Linked DNA regions of Homo sapiens: region 1 is linked to region 2. The links are chromatin loops, found by intact Hi-C in ENCODE. Cell type or tissue: GM12878. All regions are shown on one strand. Each heading gives the region's core, and the rest is flanking DNA. Links, peaks and the distances in the headings are about the cores only.

Region 1 (5,378 bases), core at 309-5,308, 370 kb after region 2:
GGTTCTTATGCAGCCAGTTTAGGGAACTGCTTTTTGTAGGGATTCTCATGACTTGTTTCAGATCAATCCCTTGTCACTTTAACTATTTTAATTATACTGGCCCATCTGAGCAGTCTTTCCTAATAACCAGTATTTTTCTTTACACACTTGAACTACTTGTCATTATAGTTTCTCTGCCTTAGCCTCCTGTGAGTACTATTTATTTACCTTGAAGAAATCCTATGTTTTTCACAGGATGATCTATATTCTAAGGAAACGGAAACAAAACTCTTTTCTATGGACTTTGATCTTTCTGTTTAAAGCTCTTCTGATTACTGGAGCCACATCCAGAATTATGAAACTAAGTACTATTAACACATACTGGCAAAAGTAAATTTAAAAAACCACTTATTTCTCCCCCTGCCCCATATGGGTTATTACAGCCAGTCAGTGCAAGAAAAGTTGGATCTGACATCCAAATGTGGTAAAGCAGAAACAGTCTGCTAGGTAGGGCCCTACTAAGTAACCAGAGATCATCATAATACTATTCAGGGACTATTAAAATCGTTGACTTTCGGGTTGGCCATGCTAAGCAACTGGTATAGAAATAAGCCATGGCGGGGCTAGATTTACAGTTTGAGCACATCACTGATTTCCTATTTATATCTCTCCCCCATAATACCAGTTTGTTATCTGATTCTTGTAGATAATCAAATGGGCTACTGATGACATCAAATCTCAACTTCATTTACTTTGGATATATACGGTAAGAATAACAAGGAACAATTTTAATGGGTGGGCTTGCATGTTTTAAAGTTTATACAATGGCTTAATTCCTTCTGCAGTGACTGTGCATGTTATTCCCACAACAGTATAGACCAACTGGTAGTAAAACCCCAGTGAGGCAACACGTGGATAATTTATTGCCAAGCTTATGGTCACCAACAGGATGTTTGCTTAGGGGTCATAGGAAAGAAAAATAAAGATGAAAAGTTATGAGTACAGGGGGAAATCTCCTTGGAAGAATTCAAATGGGAAATTCTTCCCTCTCTCAAAAAGCTGAGGAAGTTTATAAAACTTGTTTCAGTCTGTATTTTGTGGCAAGCTCCATTAGCAGACCTCACAGACACTGCGGGTGGTGTCTGTAGAGAGGCTCAGAGGAGGTCTGGCAAGTGCTTTTGCAGGTGAAGTGAGGAGAGTTGTTGCTACCCCAGCTTGACCTTCAGTCGTAGAGTTTGTTGGGATAAAAGGTAGACGAATATTCCCATGGTCTAGTGTGAGCCGAGTGGTGTGTAAGTTCTGGTTTGGAACAATTTAAAATCTTGTGTAAGAGGGGTACTATCTTGAAAATAGAAGAAGGTCAGTACTGAGTGAACTTCTGGAAAACCAAGGACTAAGTCATGTGGGGCAATTGGAGAACTAGAATACATCACTTGGCAGGAACCCCTCTGAAGAATCCCAAAAGTGTCTATAAAAGAAAGGTTAGTCTTAAGCATCTGTCAGACAGACAGCATTAAGCAACATTTTGACAGTATCTGTCAAGTATGAACTTTTTTATCCCCTTTTCTTTCCTTCATCTGAGCACTTAACCCTGGAAGGGCCAAAAGCCAATTAGTGAACAGTGGGGAGTAAGGAAATAAAAGAGAAGGATTCCTTCCCAGAAGTCTTACCTTTGAATACAAATTGAATTACTGATTGATGCATTGGATTGGACATTTTCAATAACTGACTTGAGACTATGTTTGTGTCTTGAAGTAATTGTAGGATTTTATATTCCCTCCAAAGTCCTGTGTGAGAACAGCCATTGTGCCACCCCAAGTTTCATCCAGGGGTAGGAGAAGGGCTAGCCAGTCCTTCACTCCCAAGCAGACAGTGAGGAATAAAATTAAAAGTTGTTTTTAGTTACCCCTGTGAGAACTGCATGTTAATATACTGATTATATCTGCCCTTTAAAAATTAGTACTTACACACACCTGTAGTCCCAGCTACTCGGGAGGCTGAGGCAGGAGAATGGTGTTAATCAGGGAGGCGGAGCTTGCAGTGAGCCGAGATCGCGCCACTGCACTCCAGCCTGGGTGACAAAGCAAGACTCCGTCTCAAAAAAAAAAACAAAAAACAAAAAACACTTACTTACAACAAACCTGTGTAATGGGTTCTATTTTTAATGCTAGGCCAGGCTGCAGCTGAGAAGTTGCAAAGGAACCCCATGCTCAGGGATGCAGCCAGGGAAGAGCATGACAAAAGCCCTCCCACCCACACTGCTGACCTCTTGCAGCAGCTGCAAACAGCAGGAGAGCCCTTTCCTGTTGCAGTATCCCTCCAGCGCCCTCTACTGAGACAGCTCAATATCATGCTCACTGTAAAGGATGGGTGCTAAAGGAATTCTGTTCATTATGACAGAGCATGTATTTAGAGTGAATTTGGAGTTCAGTGTTAGTAAGTTGGTAAGTGGCACAGGGAGACATTACTCCGTGACTAAATGACATCACTCTGTGGTGATGGGACTTCGTGCATTTGCAATGTTGGGGACATAGACTTTTCAACTGTACAGGATGGGGATCCACTCTCCACCCTTCTGTATCCTGCTTTTTGCCTCCAGAGACTGACCCACATGGACCTCAGTGGGTATAGCCAAATGGAGAACTTCGACAAGAGACTGGAGGAAGTGAAGAGAGGAAGGATAGAGTATCAATTTCCTTGACTATCCTCCTACTGGGTATCCTTGGGCTGCCTGTTTTGCCCAAGAAGGCCTTCTCTACAGAAAAGCTTCTTACAATATCTGTGGCTAAGGCCCAGCTTGTTTTCCTTATTTCCAATTTATCAATAGCTGGCACTTCTGTAAATAGATAGAATTCAAAGAAATTACTAGAAAAATGAAATACAATTAAAAATAAATAAATAAATTAGCTGGGGGTGGTGGCGGACACCTGTAATCCCAGTTATTCAGGAGGCTGAGGCAGGAGAATTGAACCCGGGAGGCAGAGGTTGCAGTGAGCCGAGATAATGCCACTGCACTCTAGCATGGGTAACAGAGCAAGACTCCATCTTGGAAAAAAAAAAAAAGACATAGAAAATCCAACCCCATTTTTATTATTAGATAAACCTCATTTTTTATTAGACACAATTATTCTTTGGGATTACTGTTGAAGTTTATAAATGCTTATTCTCAATTTCCGTACCTAGTTCATCTAAAAAACTGTTGCTGGGCCAGCACCTGCCTGTAGATTCCCCTCCTTTGGTTTTGGTGCCCACTATCTCTCTGTCCCTTTGGCCTAGGGGTAGTAACAGCTCTACTGTCTTCAGCCCTGCGTTCATGTAGCATCACCTGTGGTTTCCCTGCACCCCACTTGCATGTTTGTAATCAGTCCCTTTGTAAATTAATGGACCTGCCTCACCTTACCCTCATTTGAGCATGGCAGTTCTTTGTTTCCCCTGTGGCTGTGATTATCAGCAGTAAACGTCTTATCCTGGAAGAGGAGGTGACTGTGTGAATTTGGCAGGAGAAGGAATACACAACAAGTGCGTATATGGGAGTGAAGTTGCTGCTCACTGAAAGCAAGGAGAAAATTTATGGGGATGAAAGATGATAAGCCATTATCATTAAACATTTTAGGGTAACAAGATGGCATTAGGTTAGATTAATTTGTATGATTAACTATGCATACAGAGAAAAATATCTAGGATGTTTTGAGAGACTAGTTATAAGTGGACTTATCACATTTCTGGCAGATAAGAATCTTTTGACTAGATAAAAGACTGTAACCAACTGTCCAACAACACGTCCTTAAGCATGAATCATCACGTATTTTTAAATAAAGACATAGATTTCTAGATAGGGAAGAATGAATATATTTTTATGATTGTTTATTGAACAGTTTATGCCTTATGGGAATCCTTCTCGTGTAGATGTATCTATAGGTCACATTCCCTCACTTAAAGCATACTATGAAGTGCTACGTGGAATATCTGAGTGAGAACACCGGGACTGCTGCTTGTGACTGTATTGCTGAGACGTTCCACCCATTCACAGCAATGCTTATAAATAGACAATGTTTTTTCTTTGGGAGTCATTGTATGTGCTAACCTTAATGGTGTTACTCTAATAATTATGTACGAGCTTGTTAATGAACTGGGAAACATTGATTTTAGAAGCTTAGAAACTGTGGAGGAAGGTGCTTCATATGGATCTTTCTACTTTTTGTATCTTTTGTGTTTCCATGAAAAAATCTTTTAATTTGTGAAAAGTAAGCCTCAGAATTCATGTCTAAGCATTTCGTAGAAGGATGCACGTGAGAAAAAGCACCTGCGCTGTCATAGCGATCCTTTGGTGTTTTAAGATGAAAAAGTTCAAAGCATTTTAGAATAGTCATAAAGATGACATTGTATAAGTTAGGAGCTGGGTTGTCCTGTCACTTTGTGGTGACAAAACTGGTGAAAGTGGTATTAAAATCATTGCTGGATATGTTTGGAGTAATGCACTTCTGTTGATTGTTTCTGCATACCTTGACTTCTGCCCTTGTCCATGTAAAAGCTTCACTCTTCCTTTTAGAAACTGGTTTCTCCCAACCCCTACTGGAGATTGTCAACCAATGCACTTAACCTCACCCATTTGCCACAAGCTGGGCAAGTCACCCAGTCTGGGTCAATTGTAATCTTTACACAGAAACTTCTAAGGATGTGGAGAGCCAAAACTCTTGCCTCTTGTATTTGACCCCAGAGCTTCTGGTGGTCATGTTCCTGGCACAAGGAGAAACCCGGGAAAATGAGATGGATGCTGAGAAAACAGTAGAAGCTATGGGGACTGATTGGAGAGAGTTGTGTTGTCTTTGGTTCTAGTTCCTGACATCCTTAGTACTTTTCAGTTATTTTTCTTTAGTTCCTTCAATTTTGTAAGTTACCCAAGTTATTCTAGTATCTCAGTATGTCCTTTTTGGCTTTAACTAATTTGATTTGGGTTTCTGTTTCTTGCAATACAATTTTTCTAATTAATACAGCAGTTAAATATTGAGATATTTATTTCAAACAAAATTCCCAGCTCTTGAATTTAGCAAAGTTCCTCAGCACTTTCTGGAACTTCACTATCAATGTCAGGAGTCAACTTCCTAGGCAGAGTATAGTAAAATCTCTATTATGTTCCAGTAGTGGTGAGCAAAAATCTTTCAAAACTCATGGATAATTTCTATTTATTTTTATTTCACTTTGGAATACATAGAAACATTGTACATATTTTACTTTTTTTCACTTAGCACAATTAATACATCAAAAGTGAAGGTTGTTCCTCAGTGACAACTATGAGAGGGTAACTAACATTTGATGCCACTGAAAAGTTTTGGAGCCAAAAGGGGCCTCAATCTATAACCTAAACAACCTTGAGTTCAGAACAAATAATGGTGTTGAAA
Region 2 (5,378 bases), core at 174-5,173:
GCTCCCCTGTGTGCCACATCATGCTATGCAGTGATCAAGTACACATGATTATAGTAACACCTAAGTTACCTACAACTCTCAGGAAATGAGACATTCTGGCTCACGAAAATTTCTGTTTGAGAACTAGCACTCATCCCTGCCTCATAATTTAGGTGGGAACAACCCCCTTGTTCTGATTCTGTTCCTGTTACTTTTTGTTGGTTTTGTAAAATTTATTGGACCACTGCCAGTAGTTGGAGCAGACAGTGTTGGCTGGCCACCTCACAGCCAGATCTTCCTCCTCTCTGCTAATAGAGGTGGCCATGTCCAGCCTCAGAGACTGAATCATAATTTGTTATTCTAATCCTAGTCTCCATTGCCAGTGATTGATGTAGGGTTAGGCCCATGACACATTTCAAGAATGAATCATAAGTTGATGTCTAATGTGGGGTTTCTGGGGGAAGGTTTCCCTGCCTGATAAGGGATAGACCTGAGGCAAAACCCTCTGCTGTTGGGTAAAATTGAGAAGCTATTTGAGGGCCTGACACTTGGAGCTGCTGCAGCCTTTTTTTGGTGATCTTAAAGAAACATATTTGACAGGGGGTGTCAGAGATGTTTAGCTGCTAAATTAACCCTGCAACCATCTAACTGTGGTCTTATTATAATGTGGTAAAAAATAAAGGCTTAATTGTTTAATCTTGTAGTCAGGTGTTCTGATTTTACAACCCAAAGCATCCTAATTGATACAGCAGTTAAAGGTGTGGGCGTTGAAATCGGACTTACTTGTGTTTCAGTCCCAGATCCACCAGTAGCAGGCTGTTCTTCATTGGATACAGGCTACTGAGTCTTTCTGTGCCTTAGTTTCTTTAAACATGGGAACAATAACAACAGTATCTGCTTCATAGGTTAATTGTGAGGTATAAAGGAGATAATGCACAGATTATTGATAGCACATGATAACTATCCACCAAATGTGAGCTATTACAATCATCATTGCCTCTGTGTGAAGCCATCAGAAGAAATCTAGGGAGGTGGGCAGAACTGAACGTGTGCAGGCATTGGGTGGTGGCTGTGAACAGCATCAGACAGGAGAGCTGGAGGTGTCGGGGGCAGCAGTGAGCCTGGGAGAGGAGCAGGTAGGACCTGGATCCCCCCGCACCCTGCCTTGTCATCCTGAAGATTTAGGTCATATTTGACCAGCAGGTCATGGTCTAGACTGTGTTTTAAAAAGTTGAATTACATGCTAACATTTAAAAAGGGAAAGATTCCATGTAAAATATCGATGTATCTATCGCTGATCTTGTAATGGTATTTTTTAAAGCCCTTATTTGTTTAGCCCACTTATAGTCAGGCATTCTCATTTTATCATTAAAAGCATCCTCGTGGATAAAGACATGGGTCTTTGAGGTCAAACATATCTGGGCCTTGGAGAGGGCAGTGTGGGCACCTGGGTGTCCTGTTGGGAGATGCGTCACCTACTTCCTTGTGCTGGGATGCTGCAGTGGCAGTGGTGCCTCTAGTGAGGAAGGCTGTTGGGGACATAATTTGCTGAAGTGGGCTGGGAGCGGTGACTCACGCCTGTAATCCCTGCACTTTGGGAGGCCGAGGCGGGTGGATCATCAGGTCAGGAGATCGAGACCATCCTGGCTAACAGGGTGAAACCTCGTCTCTACTAAAAATACAAAAAATTAGCCGTGCGTGGTGGCGGGCTCCTGTAGTCCCAGCTACTCGGGAGGCTGAGGCAGGAGAATGGCGTGAACCCGGGAGGCGGAGCTTGCAATGAGCCGAGATGGCGCCACTGCACTCCAGCCTGGGCGACAGAGCGAGACTCCATCTCAAAAAAAAAAAAAAAATTGCCAAAGTGGGTGAAGGAAGGGCCCCTGCTCTTTTACAATGAGCTCTCAAGCCAAAGTGGGTGACTGGCATGCTTCCCTACCCATATTTTTGGTATTGGAATGAAAAGATTTTTAACTAGTCAACTTACAAACATGAATGAAATTTTGCCTTGTCAAAGATCCAAATTGTGTGTGCATGCACGTGCGTGTGTAAGTGTGAAGACTGCATGTGGTGCAAGGGCTATGGGCTCATGCTCTGATACTGAACCTCCCGGTACTGGCCTTGGACCAATCACTTAACCTCTAAGCCTCAGTTTCCTTATCTTGAAGTTGAGATTAATGGTAATAACTATCTCACAGTGTTCCTGTGAGGATTAAATAAAATAAAGATATAAATGTAGTAAATGCAATAAATGTTGGTTTATCAATATCATCCCTCAAAGGATAAGGCTGGTGGTGGCTGAAGTGTTCAGGCCTAAGAATCTTTGATTCCGCTTGCTAAAAGGAAAGAGCAACTTAAGCCTTCTGTACTGAGGGAAAATAATCAACAGGCTTCATGAACTGAGTTGAAGGAGAAAAATCCAGGCAGAAAGCTGAAGAAATTTCTAATTCCTTTTTTTTGGTAAGGTTTTTCCAATTTTACAGAAGCAATAAAATAAAATAAAATAAAATAAAATAAAATAAAATAAAATAAAATAAAATAAAATTGAGTAGCAATAGGCAAGCCAGCTGTTGGATGATTGTGCAAAGTTCTGCTTCTTCCAGCAGAGGCCTCTTGTGCTCAGGAAATGAGGCTAGTGGTGTGCAGAAGGGACTGCCCTGGGCCAGGGTGCTGGCTTCCTGGAGGCTTCCCCAGAGTACAGGGCATTTGCTGCCTTCAGCGAGGCGAGGGGAGCCTAAGGAAACACTTGCAGGGCTGCTCCCCAAACCCCTCACCTTCTGGGCTTCAGGGAGTTGGATGCCAGTGCCCCAGAGGAATGCATGAATGTGAAAGTACCTTAAAGAAGGAAATAAAGAGAAAGAAAAGAAGGGAGGGATGAAGGGGGAAAGAGGTGGGAGAAAGAGAAAAAGAGAAAGAGAAAAAGAAAGAGAAAGAGAAGAGTTGAGAGAAAGAGACTAGGAGAGAAAGAGAAAGGAAAAAGGAAGGGAGAGAAGAAGAATGAGAGAGAAAAGGAAAGAAATGGTGAGAGAGAAAGAGAAAGGAAGAGAGAGAGAAAAGAGAGAAAGAGAAAGCGGAGGGGAGAGAGAAAAGTAGAAGGGAGAGAAAGGAAGACAATGAGAAAAGGAGAGAAAGGAAAGGAGAGAGAAGAGATAGACACAGGGAGAGAGAAAGGGAGAAAGAGGAAGGAGGGAGGTGAGGAGGAAGGGTGGAAGGAGAAAGAAGGAACCCAAAGGGCGTCTCTGTTTGCTGAGCTCTGGTTTCTTCCATGGATCCAGGGCTAATAAAGGCTGAGCACCAGCATAGCTGGATCACAAGGTTCAGATCCACAGAGCAAATTTGTCTACTTTCTGCCTGTCTTTTGGTTACAGACAGGTCCCAGACTTAACAATGGTTTGACTTACGATTTTATGACTTTTTGACTTTATGATGGGTTTATCAAGGTATTAAGTGCACTTTTGACTTATAATGGGTTTATCAGGACATAACCCCATTGTAAGTGGAGAAGCATGTGTATTTCATTTCCATCCACTGTTGCTACCTTGGCAAAAGTGTGGCATATAAATGCTTTTTAATTCAAATTTACTTACTATGGATCTATGAAAACTTGGTACCAAGCCTCCTGAATAGATGATTGACAGAGGAGAAGTCAGATGAGCTATTTAAAGGCTTAGTAACAAAACAATCAGGAAAGGGCCAAAACTGTGAGCTATGGGCGTGATTTGGGGAAAGGAATTACATTCTGCTGGTGGAGGGACCAAAATCGTCCTTGGCCCACACGCTGTGTGCATATGTTGCTCATCATTCAAGATGTGCATTTGGCTAGGCAGTAAAGGAAGGCGGGGCCAAATGGTGGCTTTGACCTTCCCAGATCAAAACTGGGATGGAGAAGAATGCTAAGGACTGCTTGCATCAATCAGGCCTGAGAGGTTTGCTCATCTGTGAGCATATATGCACTTCCTGAGCATATATGGTCTCCATATACTGGGGAGGTAAAATTCCCCCTGCTACTGTGGTCGCTGGCAGCAGTGGTGGAGGGGCAGGAGCTTCAGGACCTAAAGGAAGAGAACAAGAATGTTGCTTTTTGGCAGCCCTGCTCCTGTAGCAGGACCTGTCTGTGGGATTACGATGGGTCTTTACGGGGATGTCATTTCTGATCCCTTTGGCCTCCCTAGGCCAGGCTTTGCTTCAGCTGGGAGGCAGGATTCTGCATTAATGTGGGTGGCCCATGGATAGCTTTTTGGGGGTCCTGGCTTGAATTGTTGAGGGAAGGTGAAGGGACACAAAGAAGTGGCAGAAAGAAGCAAGTGGTGGAGAAAAAAAGCTTCTGAGGGCCCCAAAGCAAAAGGAGTGGGGCTGGAAGGAGTGGGTAGGAGGAAGAAAGTCAGCATGGACTCAAGGCCTCTTCCTGGGCCTGTTCTTGGGGACCGGTGCCAAGCATCATGTGTGCTGGAGCTGAGTTCATTTGTTGAGGGAATGCTGGCTTCCTGCTGTTTGGCCACCCTTGGATAATACTTCAGAGCCCCCTGTTGGCAAGCTTCTTCCCTTTCCTGGGCATGACCCACCCCTTTGAAACAGTTGTGTGTTCCGTGACGCACTGCTGCAGCGTGAAGCCAAGGAGCACAGTATGGGGATTGAAGACTGAGTCCCGGCCCAGCCTTTGCTCTTTACATTAGACCAGGGGCCTTCCAGCACATCAGCAACTCTGTCCTGTGGACAATGGCAGGAATTCAAACCCCTCCCTGTTCACCTCTCAGGCTGCTATGACAGTCAGTACTTGAAAATATTTTCTAAATGAAAACATTTACATTTAAAGTTTTTTATTTTGCGAATTTTTTTCAAAATTACAGAAAAAAATTATTTCAAAAGACTTTTGAACATTTGCATTTGAATAAGGTGATAAAAAGGGATGCTGGAAATGTAAAAAAAAAAAAAACCCACGACATGAAGTTTTTCATTCAATTTTTTAAAGCCAAAAAATAAGTTGTGCATTATTGCTTTAGGAAAAGGAAAAAGGGAACTGCGAAACAGTTTTGAAATGAAGAAAATATCGATCTCTTTTCGCCAGGGAACAGACCTAGTAACCTGGTTGTCTGCTACTGGGCATCGACTTACAGCCTTCCCTGATCTGATGTGTCCCCAACATAGTCCTCAGGGTTCCATCTCACTATCTTCATCACCAGCTCTGCTTCCTGGATCCCAAGAAGGAATCCTGGGAGAAAAGTTTTCAAGAATTTGTTTCATCTGCTATCCTTCTGGCCTGAAGAGAATATTATTTCCACAAGAACCAATTTCTGCTCCTTTCCAATTTATCTGAGAAAATGGGAGCCAAGGTCTTTCCAGCTTTCTGCAGAACACAACTAAGATAAACTTGCTTGTCCCTTTCTTTTGGGTAGGATCTTAAA

What was found. A loop is a pair of places that touch in the nucleus more often than their neighbours do. Peaks named below come from ENCODE experiments on the same cell type or tissue, not always from the same donor. Only the 100,000 strongest peaks of a DNase experiment are listed, where the experiment ranks them.
Region 1: a loop joins it to region 2, with 4 times the contacts of the local background. A loop is called at or near these places in 2 of 110 quality-filtered maps.

What each region holds. Positions count from the first base shown.
Region 1 is chr4:102,254,822-102,260,199 of GRCh38, reverse strand. It overlaps a transcript of SLC39A8 not described here. Among named protein-coding and RNA genes, the nearest start is that of SLC39A8, 88 kb to the left of the region's middle. In GM12878, for the core only: a CTCF peak has its summit at 2,304 (motif pointing left); a DNase peak (open chromatin) is centred at 2,360.
Region 2 is chr4:102,622,982-102,628,359 of GRCh38, reverse strand. No RefSeq gene overlaps it. Among named protein-coding and RNA genes, the nearest start is that of NFKB1-AS1, 120 kb to the right of the region's middle. In GM12878, for the core only: CTCF peaks have their summits at 2,588 and 4,492 (motif pointing left); a DNase peak (open chromatin) is centred at 2,628.